Regions from separate parts of the Mus musculus genome. Here regions 1 and 3 are each linked to region 2. The links are chromatin loops, found by intact Hi-C in ENCODE. Cell type or tissue: left cerebral cortex. All regions are shown on one strand. Each heading gives the region's core, and the rest is flanking DNA. Links, peaks and the distances in the headings are about the cores only.

The links. Hi-C counts contacts between places; a loop is a spot of excess contacts. Peaks named below come from ENCODE experiments on the same cell type or tissue, not always from the same donor. Only the 100,000 strongest peaks of a DNase experiment are listed, where the experiment ranks them.
Region 1: a loop joins it to region 2, with 2.7 times the contacts of the local background. A loop is called at or near these places in 9 of 42 quality-filtered maps.
Region 3: a loop joins it to region 2, with 2.3 times the contacts of the local background. A loop is called at or near these places in 3 of 42 quality-filtered maps.

Annotation. Positions count from the first base shown.
Region 1 is chr4:149,304,713-149,311,407 of GRCm38, reverse strand. Kif1b (kinesin family member 1B) reads left to right here and starts at 3,675. Exons shown (of 49, transcript NM_001290995.1): 1 at 3,675-3,979. In left cerebral cortex, for the core only: CTCF peaks have their summits at 3,286, 3,489 (motif pointing right) and 4,783; DNase peaks (open chromatin) are centred at 3,148, 3,585, 4,652 and 5,089; H3K4me3 peaks cover 3,089 bases; H3K27ac peaks cover 3,215 bases.
Region 2 is chr4:149,252,183-149,258,877 of GRCm38, reverse strand. It overlaps Kif1b (kinesin family member 1B), which reads left to right. Exons shown (of 49, transcript NM_001290995.1): 15 at 797-1,008; 16 at 5,127-5,206. Among named protein-coding and RNA genes, the nearest start is that of Kif1b, 52 kb to the left of the region's middle. In left cerebral cortex, for the core only: no CTCF peak of the experiment used is centred there; DNase peaks (open chromatin) are centred at 2,805, 3,117 and 3,338; H3K27ac peaks cover 1,801 bases.
Region 3 is chr4:149,204,918-149,211,612 of GRCm38, reverse strand. It overlaps Kif1b (kinesin family member 1B), which reads left to right. Exons shown (of 49, transcript NM_001290995.1): 32 at 1,481-1,571; 33 at 3,646-3,764; 34 at 4,840-4,895. Among named protein-coding and RNA genes, the nearest start is that of Pgd, 42 kb to the right of the region's middle. In left cerebral cortex, for the core only: no CTCF peak of the experiment used is centred there; no DNase peak of the experiment used is centred there.

The sequences.
Region 1 (6,695 bases), core at 867-5,866, 53 kb before region 2:
TTCTGCCCATCCTGGAACTCACTCTGCAGACCAGGATGGCTTCAAACTCACTACCCGCCTCTGCTTCCCTGAGTGCTGGGCCTAAAGCCATGTGCTACTATGCCCTGCTTTGATTTAGGTTTTTAATCTACCTGAATTTCTATTTTACATGGGATAGAAAAAGGAAATCACATTCTGTTGTAGTTGTTGCTTTTTGAGATGTAATCTTATATAGCTTATGTTGTCCTCAAACACAAGGCTGATCTTGAACTCCTGATTTTCCTCAGCCTCCAGAGTGAGTCTGCTCTGTCTCATCCTATCAATTATCCCAGCATCCCTCATTATCATTTATGGGCTAACACTGGCCCACTGACTCCTCATGTTGCTGCTGTCATATGTTATACTCCTACACCCATGTACGTATCCGGTTCTTCTGTTCCAGTTCCAGGTGTGTGTATGCTCGTGAAAACACAACAGAGCTCTAGTCTGTGTGCTGCTATGGAGACGCTAACTAGAGGCAAAGGGCGTTTGTCTCTCACATTCTTTGTACTGTAATTTCAGGGGTAGTCTCATCAGACCATGTTGAATTCACTCTCACAGTAACGTGTGATTTTAGAGAGGTTCTTTTACATAAAATCTGTTAGCAGAGAAACTTAATGACTGTGCTGGGTGACTTCATTTGTCAGAGGATCAAAAGCCTAGGTACGCATAGCAGGCTATGTGGCCTCGTGGTATAGAGCCGTCTTATCTGCCTCTGTTGATGGGTCTGGTTTTGCTACCCTGCTACCTCCACGAAGATTCTTTTTTAGATTGAGATCCATCGAGTGTCCAAACCATCTAGGGGTTAATAAACTCACAGCACTAAGCCTGGGTTTAAGTGGGTGTCTCCCATGACTCGATGGAGCTCTGCTTATTATGCTACCACACTTTCAGGTTCGTCTTGGCCTTCAGGATGCCGCGGCATGAGAGAGCCCCATGCTCAGAGGTAGCCTATTTCCCGGACTCTAGTTTTTTGATATTCTTCCTCATTTTCTGCATTCTGCTTCTTCAAGCAGAAATAGTCTGTTTTTGTTTGTTTAATTGGTTGTTTGGTTTTGTGGAATAGGGTGTCACCGTGTACCCCTGGCTAGCTTACTCCGTATGTAGCACAGGCTGGCTCCCAACTTGTGGCGATCCTCCTGACTCTGTCTCCTGAGTGCTGAGAATTTGGCATGCCCATCATTCCTGGCCCAAGCAGGCTTTTCTTCATAGCTTATTTGCTTAAAAAACTTTATGATGGGACTAGAGAGATGGCTCAGCAGTTAAAAACACTGACTGCTCTTCCAGAGGTTCTGAGTTCAATTCCCAGAAACCACATGGTGGCTCACAACCATCTGTAATGGGATCCGATGACCTCTTCTGGTATGTCCGAAGACAGCTACAGTGTACTCATATACACAAAATAGATAATTCTTTTGAAAAACTTTATGATGTATGAAGATATTAAAATTGTATATATTAATGAGGATGGCATACTGTTTGGACACATAAACACTGAATAATGTTTAAGTTGGGTTTAGCATATTTATATCCTTTAAACATTTTAGAAAGATTTATCTTTTCAATAAAAAACTTGTGTGTGTGTGTGTGTGTGTGTGTGTGTGTGTGTGAGTCTATCTATGTGTTGGCATGTGCACAGGAGTGCAGGTGTCCTTGGAGATGTCAGAGCCCCCTGGAGCTGGAGTTACAGGTGGTTGTGCTTTGCCCAAATGTGGGTACTGGGAGCTCTGGTCCTTTTCATAGCAAGAAGTACACTTCCCTGCAGACCCATCTCTCTAGCGCCTCCTTCTTTATAGCGAGACGGTTGAAGACCTTTCTCCTGGCTTTCTGAAACGTAAGTGTGTCCATGTCAGCAGCTCTTGCTCCTGTGCAAATCCATCAGCGCTTCTCTACCCCTGATGATTCAGCTCCTCTTCCTCTTTCCTTCCTCCTCCTCCTCTTCTTCCTCCTCCTCCATTTCAAGAACGGAAGTCAGGGCTTCCCACATGCTAAACAAGCGCACCCCACTTAGCCACACTTCCATGCCAACTTCTTGCTTTAGGTATTTTATTGATGTCTGTTAAACTTTATTGTTATGGTACAGTGGGGGTGTAAGGTGTGTCTGTGTCAGAAGATGACTGTGTTCATCAGGCACTCTCCATCCACCTGGACACGGGCTCTGGACACCGCACTGGGATCCTCAGCTCATCGGAAGCACTTTACCCACTAAGCCATCTAGGTTTGTTTAAGACAGGGTTTCTCTATGTAGCCCAGGCTGACCTTCCACTCAAATCGTTGCTCCTAATATTTTAAGCAATTCTATTCTGTGTGTGTTTCAGAATAAATGACATCAACTCCTTTTGTGGGAAGGTGGAGTGTACATTCTAAAGAAAATGAGAGCTGGGCTTAGTGGTACGGATCTTTAATCCCAGCAGTCAGGAAGCAGAGGTAGACAGATCTCTCTGTAGGTTTCAAGACAGCCTTGTCTGCTTGGTGAGTTTCAGGAGAGCCTGAGCTACCAAGACCCTCTGTCTTGAACAAACAAGAACAAACAAGTAAATAAACACAATGAGAAGTGTCCAATGAATGTGGAATAGTGGGAGTCTGGAACTTCAGTGGCATGGTGATTGCCCAGAGTCGTTAGTGTAGAAAGTTAATTCTCACGTTTTAGTGTGTAGGCCTTTCTCTACCCAGTAATTCTGTATTAAAGTCAGGGTTGAGAGAAAAAAAAAAATCTTACTTTCAATTTCTGCTAATAAATCCAAACCACATCCTCTAACCTTAAAATGCAGTGTGATTGGCAGGTTGTCATTGTGATATTTTACTAAGCACTGAATTGAGCTGCTTATGAACGTCTGTGGGGCTTTTCATTTGAGCTGAACCTAAATCTGATTTTTAAAAAACATGGCTCATAGAGCTTTTGTGTTCTTATGAGCCCTGGTAACCCCCTCTAGGGGCATCTCTCTCAGGCCGCTCAGTCCATTCACTGGGCGCGATACAAAGCGTTTTGTTCCTGTGCTCACACCAGCACGCCATCTCCCAAGGAGACGCTGAATGCCCACTAAGTCATGCTTTCCCATTACTCATTCCTCCTTTTCTCCCAAGGTGGCGTGTGGGAGGTGTTGTGCTGGGGTTCGACAAGAATAGGCTAGGAAGCTTTCTGCTGGATACACTCATGCCTGAGCGTGGTTCCGTTCCCACCGCGCCGGGCTCGGTGGCTTCACCGTTTGAGCTGTTTTTCTAAACGGACAATGACTCCACACTCGGCCGCTCCCACATAATCCCAGCTCTCCGGATGGCATCTGGACCGTCCAGTCCCGCCCGGTCACTGAGCCACTTTTTGTCCCCTTACGAAGCGGGTCATTCGGCTACACAGGCGCGGCTGCTACCCACTAACACCTTTCCGGGGGTCACCCGGGAGGGAACTCTGGACACCGGCTTCGCCCACCAGGCACGCCCGCACCCGCACCCGCATCGGCTCCCGTACCACCAGGGGGCGCTCGAGTGTCTCCGTCGCTCCGCCGGCACCTCCCGCCCCCTCTTCCAGCCACGCTTTACTATTGGTCATCTGTCTCAAGGTCTTCATCGCGATTGGTCACCTTCCGCGTCGGTCTCGGTTGCTGGGCGGGCCGAGGTGACGCTCGGCGCTCTAGCTCGGGGCGGTGTCCCGCGCCGGCGGCTTCGGGCGGAGTTTGGCGAGCAGCGTCGCGGTGTAGTCAGACGGCAGTGGTCCCGGGAGGCGACAGCTCGGATCCGGGCTTCTCTCTGTTCCTCCGCCGCATCCACAGCCGCGCCCCGGCCTCCCGCCAATCCTCGATGCAGAGCTGGGCGGCCGCGTGATGGGGCTGCGGAGCGGCGCCCTGCGGCTCGCGGCGGCCGCTGCCTGCGCTGAGGTGCGTCGGTGCCCGGCCTCCCGCGCCCCTGCGCGCCTCGGCGTCTTCTGACTCGGCCGGCTCGCCCGTCTGTCCGCAGCGCGGCTGAGGTGAGGAGGCTGAGGTGGGGCGGCCGAGGCGAGGTGGGCGGTGGTGCCGCGGCGCCGGTGTAGGGGGCCGCTCCCGCGGGAGGGACTCCCGGCCGGTGACGGGCCTGGAGGGGGCAAAGCGAGGAAGCGGCGCGGCCGGCCGGGGCTCTGGCTCCGCGGTGAGGAGCCTCGCCCTCCGTGGAGAGACCTGGCCGGCCGGCCGCGAGCGCCGGGCTTTGGTCCAGCGGCCTGCCGGTCCCCTGCAGTGCCCTGCACCAGCCCTCCGCTTCCCCTGGGCTGCCAGGCCCCGCTCTGTCCGCGGGCCAGCAGATCGGTCGCTGTCCCGCCGTATGTGCGCACATTGCAGCTCTGAGGAGCCAGCCGATCTCTCCCCCCTCATCTGCTCTCTCACCCCCTATTGTGGTTGGCATCAGGGTTCCAACCGGGAATGTGGCAATGCCCCTGAGCCCGATGAAGGTAGGAAAGGGCATCCGACAGAGCGGAGGGCGCAAGGGCTGGACGGAGGAAGCGATGCAGAGGGAGGGGGCTTGTTGGATGCTGGCCAGATGGGAGGAAGGCTGGTGTGGGCTCGACGTTCAGCCGACCAGGATCACTCTGGCAGCCATATTGGGAGGATGATCTGACAAATCCTTTAGGAGCCAAGTCCGGTTGCTGGTAGGCACCGAGTGACAGCCCTGGCAGCTTTCAGGGTGACTGGCCGCACCAGAAGCCAAGTTGTGGGGGTTGGGAGGCCACTCAGAGCAAGCTAGTCATTGTTCATGCAACGCAAACCCTCACCGACTGGAAATGCAAAATTGAGCTCCCAAATCACTTTTTCTCTTTGGTGAATTGCTATATGAGCCTTCAGGGTAAACTGGCTTGAAGATTCCATTCTTGTTGGGGTGAAATTCTGTGTTTCTGTCCTTATCATCGCAATCCACCGCTGCTTTGGCCCTCGAAGGCCTGTTGATGTTTAAGGCCACTTTACCATATTGGAGGCTCTTGGCGTATTGCATGGCGTGCATAGATTTGCATAGTATCTCTTCGTGCAGAGATTAGGGAAAGTGGAATAAACTGGTAGCAGAGAAGACTTGCAGCAGTATCTCGGAGGATGCAGGTTGTCATCTTTGTGGAATCTGGAGGTAGCCTAATTTAGATTGTCAACAGATCTCTTGCTTATGTAGCTCTCTCTGGTCCAAGCAGCTGTTCTGCCAACACTAAGCATGCTGCTTTGTGTCATGATGTGCCTGTCTCAACCCAGAGAAAAGTGGTGTTCAGCTTTGAATAACTGTTTAAAAGTGATATTATAGTGGATATTGGACTTAAAGGTTGGCATTTTGTGGATTCGGCTTAGTCATAACCAAATTTTAGCTTGCGTTCTCATTTGAGAAGCGTGGTAGTTGATATTGATTATGAAGTAATTGAAGTTGTTAATGTTCTATTTGAGGAGAGACTTTGAAGATTACTCATCTTGATGTTTTAAAGTAGATTTAGAAATGATCAATAACTGGCTTCAGAGAGAGCCTGTAAATGTGTTTTCCTAGACTTTGATCCTGCACAGGATCTGGAGAGATGGTGTGACTCCTGCCTTCTTTATGCCCTTTAATTTAAACTTCATTTATTATATATATTTGTTTTTGGGAGGGAGTTGGAGCGCTAGCTCGGGTCTTAGACATGTTAGACAAGCTGTCTACTAATGAGCTAGACTCCCACGATCCATGCTCCCTTTTTTAAATGCGTAAGTTCTTTTTTCCCCCTATTTTAATTATCTGTCTACTTAAGAATAACTACAAAAACAAATTCCAATGTTTTTCTATTTCTAAGAAAAATCAGCACACTATTTTTTTTTTTTTTATAATTTTTACCGTTAGGCAATCTCAGTGAACTTTCAACAGACACTAATTTTGTTTTTTTTTTTAATTTGTTTATTTTATGTGTATGAGTGTTTTGCTTGCATGTATATGTATATGCACTGTGTGCTTGTGTGGTGCCCTCCAAGGAGAGATGAGGGTTGGATCCTCTGGACTTGGAGTGACAGGTGATTGTGAGCCACTCTGTGGGTGCTGGGAGCTGAACCAGGGTCCCCCTCAGGAGCAAACAGTGCTCTTAACTGCTAAGCTGTTTCTCAAGACTAAAGTTAGTGGTGTTGGCAGTACATTAATTAATATTAAAAAAATACAGAATGTTTGTTTATGATTCCATATCAAAATAAGGAGTAGCTTTAAGTACATGTAAAGAACTGAGATTAAATATAATTTAAGCTTTTGAAAAAAATTAGTCCTGCTGGGCAGTGGTGGCACACGCCTTTAATCCTAACACTTGGGAGGCAGCGGCAGGCAGATTTCTGAATTTGAGGCCAGCCTGGTCAACAGAGTGAGTTCCAGGATAGCCAGGGCTATACAGAGAAACCCTGTCTCAAACAACAACAACAACAACAACAAATTAGTCCTGATTATAAATCTGAAATGGAGGAAAGATTTCTTGACTCTGCATAGGTCTTTGCTGTTGAATATATTTCTAGAATTTATCCGATTAAATACAGATTTCTTGAGTTTGCATAGGTCTTCACTATTGAATATTTTTCTAGAATTTATCCAATTAAGTACAGTTTCTAAGGCATAGGTCAGACTTTTCCATTTCAAAACCAGATATGAATGCACTTTCTTTTTTTCTACTAAATTAGTGCAGGGAATAAATTATTGCCCAAGAAAAGTCTGTCAACAGTTCCCAAGGCCAA
Region 2 (6,695 bases), core at 1,091-6,090:
TACTAGGGAGAAAGCTTACCAGTGTTCCAGTCATTAAGCCATTAGACACAGGGCTTTTACTTAAATTATCAAATGGTTTGTAGTTTTTGTTTACTGTGACTTAAAAATGGAAAATATACTAAAATTAATTTATTTATTTATTAATTTATATTAAAATTAATTAATATACTTGTTAATTCACTAGTTGTTCTTTCCTATTGAAACAAGCATTCACAATGACTATCATACCATATTTCCTCAAAATTATTCTCATTTCTTCAGTTCTTTTAATTTAGAGTATATTTTTGGCATGTTAAAGTGCTTCTATGCAAAGACTACTAAATGCTCAGGGTTGGAACTAACATTTCTTAATTTCACTGAACACTAAACTAGGCCAGTATGTGGTATTAATTGCTATTTTTCCCTTTCTGTTAAAAACAAGTGGAGTTTAAAAATAGAGTAAAACTGTAGATACTGAAGACTTGGAATAACTGGAAGAATTTAAGGGCTTAGTTTACTTTAGTTTGCCAGTAGTTTTACCTGCTTAGGAAGAACATCTTTAAAGCTCTGGCTATGCCTTCCCATGCTGGAAATGTCTCAGTTCTAAATTTAGAAGGGGCTGACTGCTTAGGGTCAATATTGAAGAAGGACATGTTTTAGAACTGCCATCTAGTACAGTTCCATAGCTTGTCTGTGTTAGAGCGTGTGTTCATCTTGGGCTTTGATGCTGTCCTTTCTCACACTGCTGTTCCTTCCTGTCTTTTTCCCTCCTCTGCTCCTTCTTTCCTTTTTTCTACCTTTTCTTTCTGTCTCCCAGATCTGAAAGATTTTCAGAACAATAAGCATAGGTACTTGCTAGCCTCTGAGAATCAACGCCCTGGCAATTTTTCCACAGCATCCATGGGGTCCCTCACTTCATCTCCATCTTCATGCTCACTTAATAGTCAGGTGGGCTTAACATCTGTGACCAGTATTCAGGAGAGGATCATGTCTACACCTGGAGGGGAGGAAGCCATTGAACGTCTGAAGGTAAGTCTGAAGGTTGAATGCAGCGCATTCTCTGTCGTTCTAGAAGACAGAACTAGGACTGAATGAGCATCACAGAAATGTTGGCTTAGCACAGGGAGATGTTAACTGTTAGAGGTGTCCTGAAAATGAAATTATTTGTTTAATTCCTTTTTATCAGAATGTTTGAGTTTGGCTTGGCCCAAGATGAAAAGGTCCTAAGTTAGCCATACAAAGATTTACATTAATTTGAAGGTCATTTATAAGTCACAGTCACGTTGCTTGTTAGATGTTTAGTTTTAAAGCTAGATATGGTGGCCTGAACCTGATAAGCCAGTAGTATTCAAGAGATGGAGAACAGGGGTGAGGTGTTTGGCATCATCCTGGTTGCATAGTGAGTTCGAGGCCAGCCTAGGTAATACGAAACCCTTTCTAAAGTGATAATAATTTACATAGAATAACTAGTTGGAAAATTTGGTTTTACTGAAGATAGAATTCTCCATAGAGCAGTCTTCCATTAGTAACATTAATATATAATTAACTGTAAGTTTGAACATTTAAGTAGAAATAGCTGGTTTATTAGGTTACATGAAATTAGACCTTTTAGAACTCACAAAGCCCTTAGTTATGGGAGAAGAGGGCTTTCTCCTCCTGTCTGGTACAGCTGAGCTCCTTGGGCCATGGTGCTACTCAACTGTAAATTGCCCACTGTATTGGTTCCTTGCTGGAACCAAATACCTGAGAAGAAGCAACATAAGGGAGCGTTTGTTTTTACGTCATGGTTTGCGGTTAGTCTGAAGAGAAGGCGTGGCTGCTGGAGTTTCCATGAGGCTGCCTGCTCGCATCTTTGCAGATCAGGAAGCAGAGAAAGAGTACTCACCTGGCTTTCTCATTGCCCCTCTTTATTTCGGTCTCGAACCCCACTTCACAGGATAGTTCTGCCACATTCGTGGTGGGTTTCCTCTCTCTCTAGCTTCTCTGGCAGTGCTCTCGCTGACAGTCAGACACGGATCTAGTTTTAAGTTGTGTTAAGTTGATTATTGTCACATTATTCCTGGCTCCCAGCTCTGCAGACGGGGGTTCTTTCAGTCTGTTGCTGGCTATGGCCATTTGTGTTTTGGCTCTGCATGAATGTGAAAATCAGGAGTAGTCCTTGTCCTTCCTTCAGCGACTGCAGTGAGAGCAGACAGGTGTCACCTGTGGTGCTGAGGCCATACTGCCAGCACTCCTGCCAGCATCGGGCCACAGCGGGAGCATCATGTTCTCTTGCCTGCTGCCTGCTGCCTGCTGCCTCCATTCTCTTGGCCTGTGTGTTCAAGAGTACTAGGGTAGGGGAAACTCACTGAGAATGTAGAAGTCACGGCCATGCTCCCAGTCAGGGACCCTCTTCACCATCACTCAGTATCCCCCACTAACAACTGTGCCCATCTGAAGACAGTTGAGAACAGCGGCTCTCTAATAGGTAAAGTCATGAGAGAGGAAGGTAGCCAGGCTGGCTTGTTGAACACTTCACTACAGAGGTCAGTGAATCTGTGTCAGGTGCTGTCACTGTGGCTTTCAGGTGAACTGTAACAGACTTCCTGTGAGTCCTTTCTTATCATCCCATCTTTTCCTTTGATTTCTTCCTTCAAAAGGAAGGTGATTCCAAAATAAAAACAATGCTTTTGTGTCTTGATTCAGAAAGTAAGTGAAGTTCTAAAATGCCTGGCAAAAGGAGAGGAGGGAGACATCTTTTTATTCAAGGTGCAAGGTGCAGGGTGATCTCTGCTGTTGTGAAACCGACTTGGAAGCTTTCCTATGGATTCTGTGGGAGTCCTGTGTGGGAAGGAGTGTTCATTCACAATTTCCTCATTAGGAGGGGTCAGTGACCATGTTGCCAGCAGGACTCTGGCAGTAGGGAAAAGTGAAACTTCCCTCTAATTGTTTACATCAAATGTTCACCTCCTTTAGAGATGGTGAATCTTACCTATTTTTATATTGTACCTTCCTGAAGAAGTGAGATTACCCTTTTCTTTCTCTGATGTAAAGGAGAAATTGCTTTCTGCTTGCTAGCTAGAACCAGCTGACAGCAATGCCGCGTGTTAGGAGTCAGGACGGCAAGTAGGCTTTTTAAGAATGAGGTCACCCAGTAGCCGTTCCCAGTGGCTTTCAGGGAATAATGCTTTCCTTATTGGAGGAATTCTCTCCCAACTGCCTAAATCCGATGAAAACAAAGCTGTAATACTTTAATCAGCACATAAACTGCTCTCTTAACTTCCCTTGAAGCAACGTAAGTAAAATCTTTCTCTAGCTTTATTCTAGAGTGCAAATAGCTTCTTTACAGCTTTGTGATCAGTCACGCCGTAGCTCACTGAAGCAGAAGCCTGGTTCTGCTCTGACGTTGTGAATGGTGAGAATTCCTTTTGGACAGGCCTGCATTTTAATGATGCAGGCAGAGAACATCTTTCATCCAGCGTGTGGGACAGCAGTTGTACAATAGAAACGCTTGAGAATGTCCTAGGAGCTGCATTCCTAAGGCATGACACTGCAAGAGAAAAATACTGTAATGGAGAACAGCAACAATGGGGGCTAATCCATCTTCCTAACGGTTTCTTTGCCTTTCTTTGCTCCTCTGTATTTTTAGCTTAAGGTCAGCGTTCGCACATTACTTTTCAATAGGTGCTGCTCCCTCCTTCCTCATTGACTAGCCTATTTCCATACATAATATTAGTATCCCGATTCCTTTCTAAACTTCTCTGGCAAAAAAAAAAAAAAAAAAGAAACAAGATAGTGGTATGTAATTTTTCTTTAAAGCCAGGACTTGAACTGAGTTGAAGTCTCGCATACATGACTTGGTCTTTGTACTCAGTACTAAGCTGTAAGCATGTAGCTATAGCCACTGGCTCTGATGTTTATAGACTGGCATCAAAGTCAGTACTGAGAATGCCATCGCCCAGATTTAGCCTATAAATATCTATAAACATCCATCATAGAAGTGAGCAGGACAAATGCTGTCCCAAGCAGTGTTTTGACCCCACGCTTGGACTCACTCAGGAAGCTTGGGTACAGTGAACCTTAGCTACCTGGTGGCTTCAAGCAGTGCTCCATGGAGTAAACATCCAATCTTCCAAATGTTAAAACATAACCTACAATGTTTTTTCGAAGTATGTCTGATTTGCCTTACCAAATTTCCTACCTTCTTACTGCCTCATCAAGAAGAAATAAAGAGCTGAGCTGAACATAGTAGCACATCCTGTAGTAGTCTCGGGACTGAGGCCGCAGGATCAGCGATTCAGCATCATCTGTGACCAGTGAGTGTGAGGTTAGGCAGGGCCATGTGAGATCCTGTCTGTCAGTCAATCAGTCAATCAATTAATCAATCAATCAAGTAAAGATCAGTAATAGTTAGGAAGACCAGGTCAAGGAGTAAGATAAGCTTAGGTAAATTGCCTAGATTTTTGATCTTTAGTTTTCTTATGTATAGAGTGATTGTAGAATTAGTGTTAGTCAGTCTTTGCTGGCACTAAAGGTTTGCTAGTGTGCCACTCAGTTAACGCTTTCTCTAAGCCGCTGGAGTGTTTGCTTGTCTTTTGTTTTTCAGTTTTTGAGACAGGGTTTCTCTGTGCAGCCCTGGCTGTCCTGGAACTCACTCTGTAGACCAGGCTGGCCTCGAACTCACAGAGATCCACCTACTTCTGCCTCCCAAGTGCTGGGATCAAAGGCGTGTGCCACCACTGCCTGGCTTTCCTTGGAGCCTTTTGAAAATAATAGATTTTCAAACAATATAAATATTATAACTTAATACCATGATTTTAAAAAAAGAAAGAAAAAAATACCTTGCTTGTTTGATGTTAGTATCACCCTTCCTCTATCTGGTGCAAATGTACACATGGATTCACTACTTATCTATTTTTATTAGGACTTGGAAGACTTGTGTGTCTGATGTGCACTTAATTTTAGGCTTAATTTTGAGTTTGAGTTGTTTTGTAATAAGAAAAAATGAAATAGAGTTTAAAACATTTATGATTCTTACCTTCTAAAAAAGGAAAAGAGCCCATTACTTTAGAGTCTGCCATCGTCTTCAGAGGTATAATCTGTTTCGTGCTTTCCTTTGGTATATTAAACTCTGGCCCTTCTGCTTCAATCTGTGCATCCTTCCATAGGAGTCAGAGAAGATCATTGCTGAGTTGAATGAAACCTGGGAAGAGAAACTTCGTAAAACAGAGGCCATCAGAATGGAGAGGTCAGGAGATAAAAGTCTTTGATGCTACTAAGTTTTCTGGGGAGTTTGAGTGGCTTTTGTAGGTTTTGTTTGTTTGTTCTGTTTTGGGGTGTGTGTGTGTGTGTGTGTGTGTGTGTGTGTGTGTGTGTGTGAAATAGAATTAAAAACAAAGAACCCTCTTCCCCCTCCTGAAATGCTTCACAAGTAAATCTGCTTTGGGAAGGTGTATCCAGTCACATTTATACTTTGAAGTGAAATCTACATATTTAAAGATTCTCTAGGGCAGAAGTTCTCAACCCGTGAACATGGGGTTGCATATCACATATCCTGCATATCAAATACTTATGTTACTATTCATAACAGTATCAAGATTACAGTTATAAAGTAGTAACACAAATAATTTTATGGTTGGGGTCACCACAACATGAGGAATTATGTTAAAGGGTCACAGTGTTGGGATGGCTGAGAGCCACTGCTCTGGGGAGTCGTGTGCGTCACCACCCTGCCCTGCGCGGCTTCGGATTGGGAAGAGTCATGCTAAGTAAAGGGGGTTTTCATTTGTAACAAGTGGACTTCGCTTGGTCACGGCCCACATCTAAAGAACTGTTCCCACTCTGTTGTGTTACTTTGTCTAGAACCTTTTGGGTAGTTTATGTTGCAAAGTTTTAAAATTCTTATTCTGTTTATACTGTTTGGATAAATACACACTTAAAAAAAGTCAGTTTCTATCTTCTCTTATGAAAATGAGGGAGAAGCAAACTCCGATGTACTGATCAGTAAATGTAACGAAGAATTTTCTTACTTACCTCAGACATTTTAAACTAGAATTATTGGAACAGGCAAGATGTCTCAGCACATAAAGGTTGCTTGTTCCTCAAGCTTCATTACCTGAGTTAGAGCCCTCAGCCCCACATGAAAATGGAAGAAGAAAATGAAATTCACAAAGTTGGTACCACAACATCAGGCACAATGCACAATAAACACACATATACCCCCACACAACAAACAACAAACCCAAACTTTCCTAGAATTACTGTAGTAAATGGTGGGGACGAATGGGAAGATGACATTTGAGAAAAGCCACACTTACAGGCTGTACTTCATACTCCCAAGCCACGCACCCCTGTAGTAATTCTGTGTCGTTTGTTTGTTTGTTTTTCAAGACAGGGTTTCTCTGTGTAGCCCTGGCTGTCCTGGAACTCACTCTGTAGACCAGGCTGGCCTCAAACTCAGAAATCCGCCTGCCTCTGCCTCCCAAGTGCTGGGATTAAAGGCATGCGCCACCACTGCCCGTCTATCTGTGTCTTCACTAACATTAACACAGAGTGCTGGCCCCCGAGTCATTTTAATTCCAGTCTTAGACTCGAGGGAAATTGTTTCTTCGTGTTGGATGCACAGCCTTAAGGAGGATAACGTTTCAAAACTCTTACCTAGATGAACAGAACTTTAGTATGGAAGTATTCTTTGATTTATTTTGAGTACTGTTTCTCTTTTTTTTAAAAAGATTTAT
Region 3 (6,695 bases), core at 1,109-6,108, 47 kb after region 2:
TGTTACGGATGGTTGTGAGCCACCATGTGGTTGCTGGGATTTGAACTCAGGACCTCTGGAAGAGCAGTCAGTGCTCTTAACCGCTGAGCCATCTCTCCAGCCCCCAAATGTGTGTATTTTTAAAAAGAGTTCAAAGAAAGATATTGCATAAGCCTGGGATGTGGAGTGTCAGTGATCTGGAGCACTGGGCAGAGGTACTGTCTCCTCAGACCTGGTGAACTGATGTGACAGTCAAGACCAAACTACTGATATTTTCCTGCTGCTCAAAATCTGTTCACCCTTTGGAGACTGGAGTCCGGCTCAGTGGTGAAGAGCACTTGCTGCTCTTGGAGAAGACCCAGTTCAGATCTCAGCAGACACAGAGTTCGTCGCAACGCAACCATTCTAAACTCCACCTCTTCTGATCACCGTAGGCATCAGGCATATATGTGGTACACATGCATGCATGTAGTACATACACATACACGCAAGGAAAACACTCATGCACTTACATCTAAACCATTTTTTTTAATGTATTCTTTTTGCCATTTGGCCGTTTAGAGTGTCATCTGTGTGTCAAGCCCCATGGGTGAATACTGCTATTTTCTGGAGAAACAGGCACACAGTGCATCTCTGTCACTTTTGAGAAGTAGGTCTCTGCTGCCATCAGAACACAAAACCATGGCGTTTATGTCAGGATACTTCCTGGAAGAGATGGCTTTTGAGCATCTCTTGTCTAGACAGTAGATTCCTAGGCCAGTTTACCATGGGCAGTCTTACTGTTCTTACAGAGGCTCAAATTTCCAAGTTTTCTATATATAGTAGGATTTCATTTTCAGCAAAACAAACAAATAAAACCTATGAAAGAACAAGTCTTTATTCTTTGCTAATTTTTTTTCAGGGGATGTGGGTGGGTTTGCTTGATTTGGGGGTCTTGGTGGAGTTGGTATGTTCATTTATTTTTTTAGGTTTTGGGGGTAGGTTTGTTCATTTGGGTTTGGGTTGGGGGTAGTTGGCTTGTTTTAAGATAGGCCTTGAGCTCTGCAGTTCTCCCTCCCTCCTCTCTTCCTGAGTGCTCGTCTTCCAGTCATGCACCACCACGTCCTGCTACAGGAGTTGACTTCTTTACTCTCAGTATCTCTGTAAGGCTTATAACTCCAGCTTGTATATATGTCCACTTACATCAATAATCAGGGTGCTTTAATTCCTCAGCCAGTTTTGAATCTGAAATACTCTCTGTCTGGTATGGAAAACGCTGACACACAAAGAGATAATCATTTGGCTCAGTAAAAACAAACAAAAAATGTGCTTTGTTAGTATGTTTCTACCTGTAGAGTGCAAAGTGAGCTCTTAAAACAGACTTTGCCAGACACAGTAGCACACTGTTTACCCTAGCGTTTGGAGGCAGAAGCAGACAGATCTCTGTGAGTTTGGGGCCAGCTTGGGCTTCATGGTCTGATGAATTTTGATGCAGTATTTATCTGTCTGTCTTTTTATTAAGCTTTTTGCATCGGCATGATGAAGCGTTCTCCACTGAACCCCTCAAGAACAATGGAAGAGGAAGTCCCCTGGGCTTCTACCATGTACAGAACGTGAGTAACCTGAATATTTTGCCACGTGTCTCTCAGGTTTTGTTAGCCAAGGGAGGATGGTCGTGTAAAGTGTGAGCTGTCCTTTGTGCTTGGATGGGGGAGCTCTGCAGAGAGAATGAGCAGTAGAGATGGTGGCCAGGACAGTGAGGCAGTCTTCAGAGGAGGAACAGCAAGGTGCTTACCAAATCATGGGGGCCACTGAGTGTGTACGTCTAGTCTCCCAGTGAAATGGTCCCTCAATTTGAATATGATTTTTTAAAAGATTTATTTATTTTATTTATATGAGTACACTGTAGCTGTCTTCAGACACACCAGAAAAGGGTGTCAGATCCCATTACAGATGGTTGTGAGCCACCATGTGGTTGCTGGGAATTGAACTCAGAAACTTTGGAAGAGCAGTCAGTGCTCTTAACTGCTGAGCCACCTCTCCATCTCCTGCCTTTCTTTCTTCCTTCCTTCCTTCCTTCCTTCCTTCCTTTCTTTCTTTCTTTCTTTCTTTCTTTCTTTCTTTCTTTCTTTCTTTCTTTCTTTCTTTTTTTGTACTCTATAAAGTGAAAGAGAGAGGCTGGGACTATGGCTGTAGCCCAGTTGGTAGAGTACTCACTTCACATGCACGAGGTCCTAGGTTTGAACTCCAACACTCCAACAAAAACAAAAATTTGAAATATAGAAAGTCAGAGAAAAAGGGACAATTAAAATAAAGCATGAACTTTGGAGGTAGAGAGATGGCTCTGTGGTTGAGTATGTGTCCACTCTTGTAGAAGACCTGAATTAGGTTCCCAGCCCACATCTGTTGGCTCACAACTGCTTATAACTCCAGCTGCAAGGGATCCAAAACCCTCTTCTGGCCTCTGAGGACATTCATATACTCAACATGCACACATCCAAATGTATGCACATACCTATAACTAAAAATAAAAGATATATTTGATGAATACTGATCAGCCATTTAACAAGCCTCTGATTCATAAAACCACAGAAGTCCCCAAGGAGCTTAGAACTAATAAGGAGAACTATAGATAGAGTATGGAGACCTGAGAATGAGTCAGTAAATTCAAAAGGGAACAGTTTTTTTTTTTAAGATTTATTTTATTAATATATGTAAGTACACTGTAGCTGTCTTCAGACACTCCAGAAGAGGGAGTCAGATCTTGTTACAGATGGTTGTGAGCCACCATGTGGTTGCTGGGATTTGAACTCTGGACCTTCGGAAGAGCAGTCGGGTGCTCTTACCCACTGAGCCATCTCACCAGCCCAGGGAACAGTTTCTATATGGGAAAATGTTAAGTTGCTTTCCTGTGTGAGGGAAAATGGTTATGTAGAAAGAGAAGGTAGAGAGAAATAAAGGGTGAGGAAAAAAAAAAGCAGGTGTGTCAAACTTGGCCTTGCCTTTGCTCATAGGCCACAGCCAACACGTGTTTTTCTTACCTCTTTTACCAACCACCTGGGCTGTGGGGGGAGGGCCTTCCCAGCAGATTCCTGGCCATTCCTGAGAGAAAGCAGGTAGAAAGAGCAACAGGCAAGTCGTGAAACAGTGAGCATCAGTAGAGTAAGGCCAGTTCTGCTGCACTGTGGAGGGTCTAAAATGCCAAAGCTTGGTTGTCTTAGTAGTTTAGGGTTTTACTGCTATGAACAGACACCATGACTAAGGTAACTTGTAAGGACAACATTTAATTATGGCTGGCTTACAGGTTAAGAGGTTCAGTCCATTATCAAGGTGGAAGCATGGCAGCATCCAGGCAGGCATAGTGTAGGTGGACCTGAGAGTTCCACATCTTCATCTGAAGGATAATAGCAGAAGCTAGGATGAGGGTCTTAAAGCCCATGCCCACAGTAATATACCTACTCCAACAAGGCCACACCCTCTAATAGTGCCACCCCCTGGGCCAAGCATGTACAAACCATCACATTGGCAAAGTGACATTGGAGTGAGGAGCAGAGGAAAGCCTGTCCTGTGTGGTGGGACGCCCAGCATGCCCAGGATGCTTCACAGTACTGAAGGCTGCTGGAAGCACACCCCTGTGCCCCCCTGTCACCATCCTACCCTAAGCTCACCTCACGGTCTTCTTCCTAGATTGCGGTGGAGGTCACAGAGTCGTTTGTGGACTACATCAAAACCAAGCCCATTGTATTCGAGGTCTTTGGGCACTACCAGCAGCACCCACTCCATCTGCAAGGACAAGATCTTAACAGGTCTGAGGGAGACGGGCAAAAACTTTCTCCTCGCTGTTTGGGTTTTAGTTCCTTGCTTCCTGGAAAAGAACTCTGGGGGGTTTTTTGTTGGTGGTTTTTTTTTTTTTTTTTTTTTTTTTGGTGTTTGGTTTTTGGAGACAGGGTTTCTCTGTATAGCCCAGGCTATCCTGGAACTCACTTTGTAGACCAGGCTGGCCTCGAACTCAGGAATCCGCCTGCCTCTGCCTCCTGAGTGCTGGGATTAAAGGCATGCGCCACCACACCCAGCTTGGAAAAGAACTCTTAAGGGATGCAGAAGAGTTGTCACTATGATTTTGTAGCTAACCAATCACTAAGTTAACTTGATGAAGAGCAAGCTGAATTCTGTCCAGATGGCTTTAGGCACCTTCCTTTTGTTATAAGAAGAAAAGTTTAATAGAGTGGAAAGTCGGTCCAGCAGAGCTAGAATACACATGTGGTTGTTTCTGACAGCCTTTCTTCAAAATGCAGAGACTCACAGTGGAGTCATTACAGCTCATGAGATCAGTGGCATAACTTTTGTTTTTGTTTTTGAGACAGGGTCTCTTAATATAGCCTTTGTTTTTGAGACAGGGTCTCTTTATGTAGCCTTTGTTTTTGAGACAGGGTCTCTTTATGTAGCCTAGGCTGTCCTACAACTCACTATGGAAGACCAGGATGTCCTCAAACTTAGAGATCAGTCTGCCTCTACCTCTGTCTCTGTCTCTGCCAGTGAGTGTTGGGATTAAAGGTGTGAGCCACCATACATGGCAGTGACGTGACCTTTTATTGGTGGAAATGGCAGTGCCAGTTGAAATTTGCAGGAGGACTTTTATCAAAATGTGTTGGTCTCTGTGTGGGGTTGTGTTGGGCATCTCTTTTCTTAAGAAGATTTAAGCACAGAATGCAGGGGGAATGGGTGCAAGCCTTTGATTCCAGCCCTGGAGGGAGTCAGAGGCAGGCAGATCTCTGTGAGTTCAAGGCTAGCATGAAAGAAAACAAAAGATTTAAGCATGCATGCCATTAATCATGGACACTCACCCCATTACCTCACGATGCTCTCTTCCTCTCTTTGCAGTCCACCTCAGCCATCTCGGAGATTCTTCCCCCCACCCATGCCACTCTCCAAGCCAGGTGAGCAGCCACTATGCTCTCTCATGCGCACACATCTCTTCTGAAGAGTTTCCAGACAAGGTCACACTGGAGTTCCTTCTCTGTCTCCTTGTGTTCCTGTCTCCTTGTATATTTCTAACAGGAACAGGAGTGCTTGGCTCCTGATCTGAGATGAGGTCAGAAATAATTAGGCTCTGTCTCTCTGCTCATCTCATCCAGACTTGAATATTTTCCCCTCCTTCTTAAATCTCTCTGCTTTATATGTGATTACTTCTGTCAGTAAAAACATTTTTTGGCCAGGCGTGGTGGCACACACCTTTAATCCCAGCACTTGGGAGGCAGAGACAGGCGGATTTCTGAGTTTGAGGACAGCCAGGGCTACACAGAGAAACCCTGTCTCAAAAAATCAAAAAAAAAAAAAAATCTTTGCATATTAAATTTATTCTATATGTTTAATTTTGTTGTTGGGACTTTTATTTTTGATTTATACATAGTAATTGTATATACTTATGATATAGGATGATGCATTTGTAACTATATATTTTGAGGAACACATATACACTCACACACACACATACACACTCATATACATCTTAGTATAACTAGCATATCTGTATCTTAAGCATGTCTCATTTGTTTGTGGTAGATATATTCAATTTCCTTTCTTGTAGCACTTTGTAAATGATGACAGGTACCCTATTATACAATAGAATGCCAGAATTTGTTTCTCTTCATTTAGCTTGTTTTCACTTTATTTTTGTTCTTTTCCCTTTCTGCCCACTTACCAAATCCCCACCCCTGCCCTGCACTCATTCTCCTCCCTCTACCTTTCCCATCCCCATCGGCCTTCAGAGCATGAAAGAAAGATTGAGCTGATACGGTTTCTCATGGCTGGCTATGTGAATGTGCATGTGTTGGATACATTCTCTGAGCACGCCAGCGTGCTAGCTTCCTCTGCTGTTGCCACCTTCCAGAATGAGGCTGGTTCACTGCCGCCTTTTCTCTTTCCGCCAGCTCCCAGCTTCCAGAATGAGAGGGTACCCAAGCAATATGGTTAGTAGCTAAACTAGCCCTGCCTTAGATGTAGAACCAACTTGGACATATGTGAAGCACTGATGTCTCTGTTTGTTCCCTAGCTACCGTAGAGCTCTTCACATTGTCAAGATCACATCACAGTTACTCCAGGGAGGCTGTAGGGAATACCTCTTACCTCATCTCTTTCACCTCTCCCTGAGGATAAGATGCCTTGATTGTCCCCCAGAGACAAGGTCTCTAGTCCAGGCTGGTCTGAACTGCCTCTATAGGTGTGGATGATCTTGAGCTTCTGGCCCACCGGTCTCATCCATAGAGTTGCCTGCACAGTGTGCGCCTCCTACCCAGTTCAGGGAGTGCTAGGGATTAACCCTAGAACGTCATCTGTACCAGGCAAGCATGCTTCCTGCTTACCTACATCTTCACCCCTCCTGATACTTTTGTTTGTATTATTTTGCAATAGTATTTCATATTGTGATTTTTTTAAACTAGTAGTTGAGGGGTTTTTTGTTTGTTTGTTTGTTTTTGTTTTGTTTTGTTTTTGTTTGTAGTGTTAGGAATCAAACCCTGGGCCTGGAGCCTGTTAGTCATTTTATCACTGAACTATGGCCTGGAGCCTGTTAGACAGTCATTTTATTACTGAGCTATGCTCCGTCCCTCTTCTTCTCTTCCATCTTCCCTGCCCCTCTTCCTTTCCTGAGTACTTGGGTTTGCTTACGGAGATGGCTGCCAGAACAGTATCCAGTTTCCTTATTAGAAGCCCCAGCACATGTGAAGCACAGCTGATGA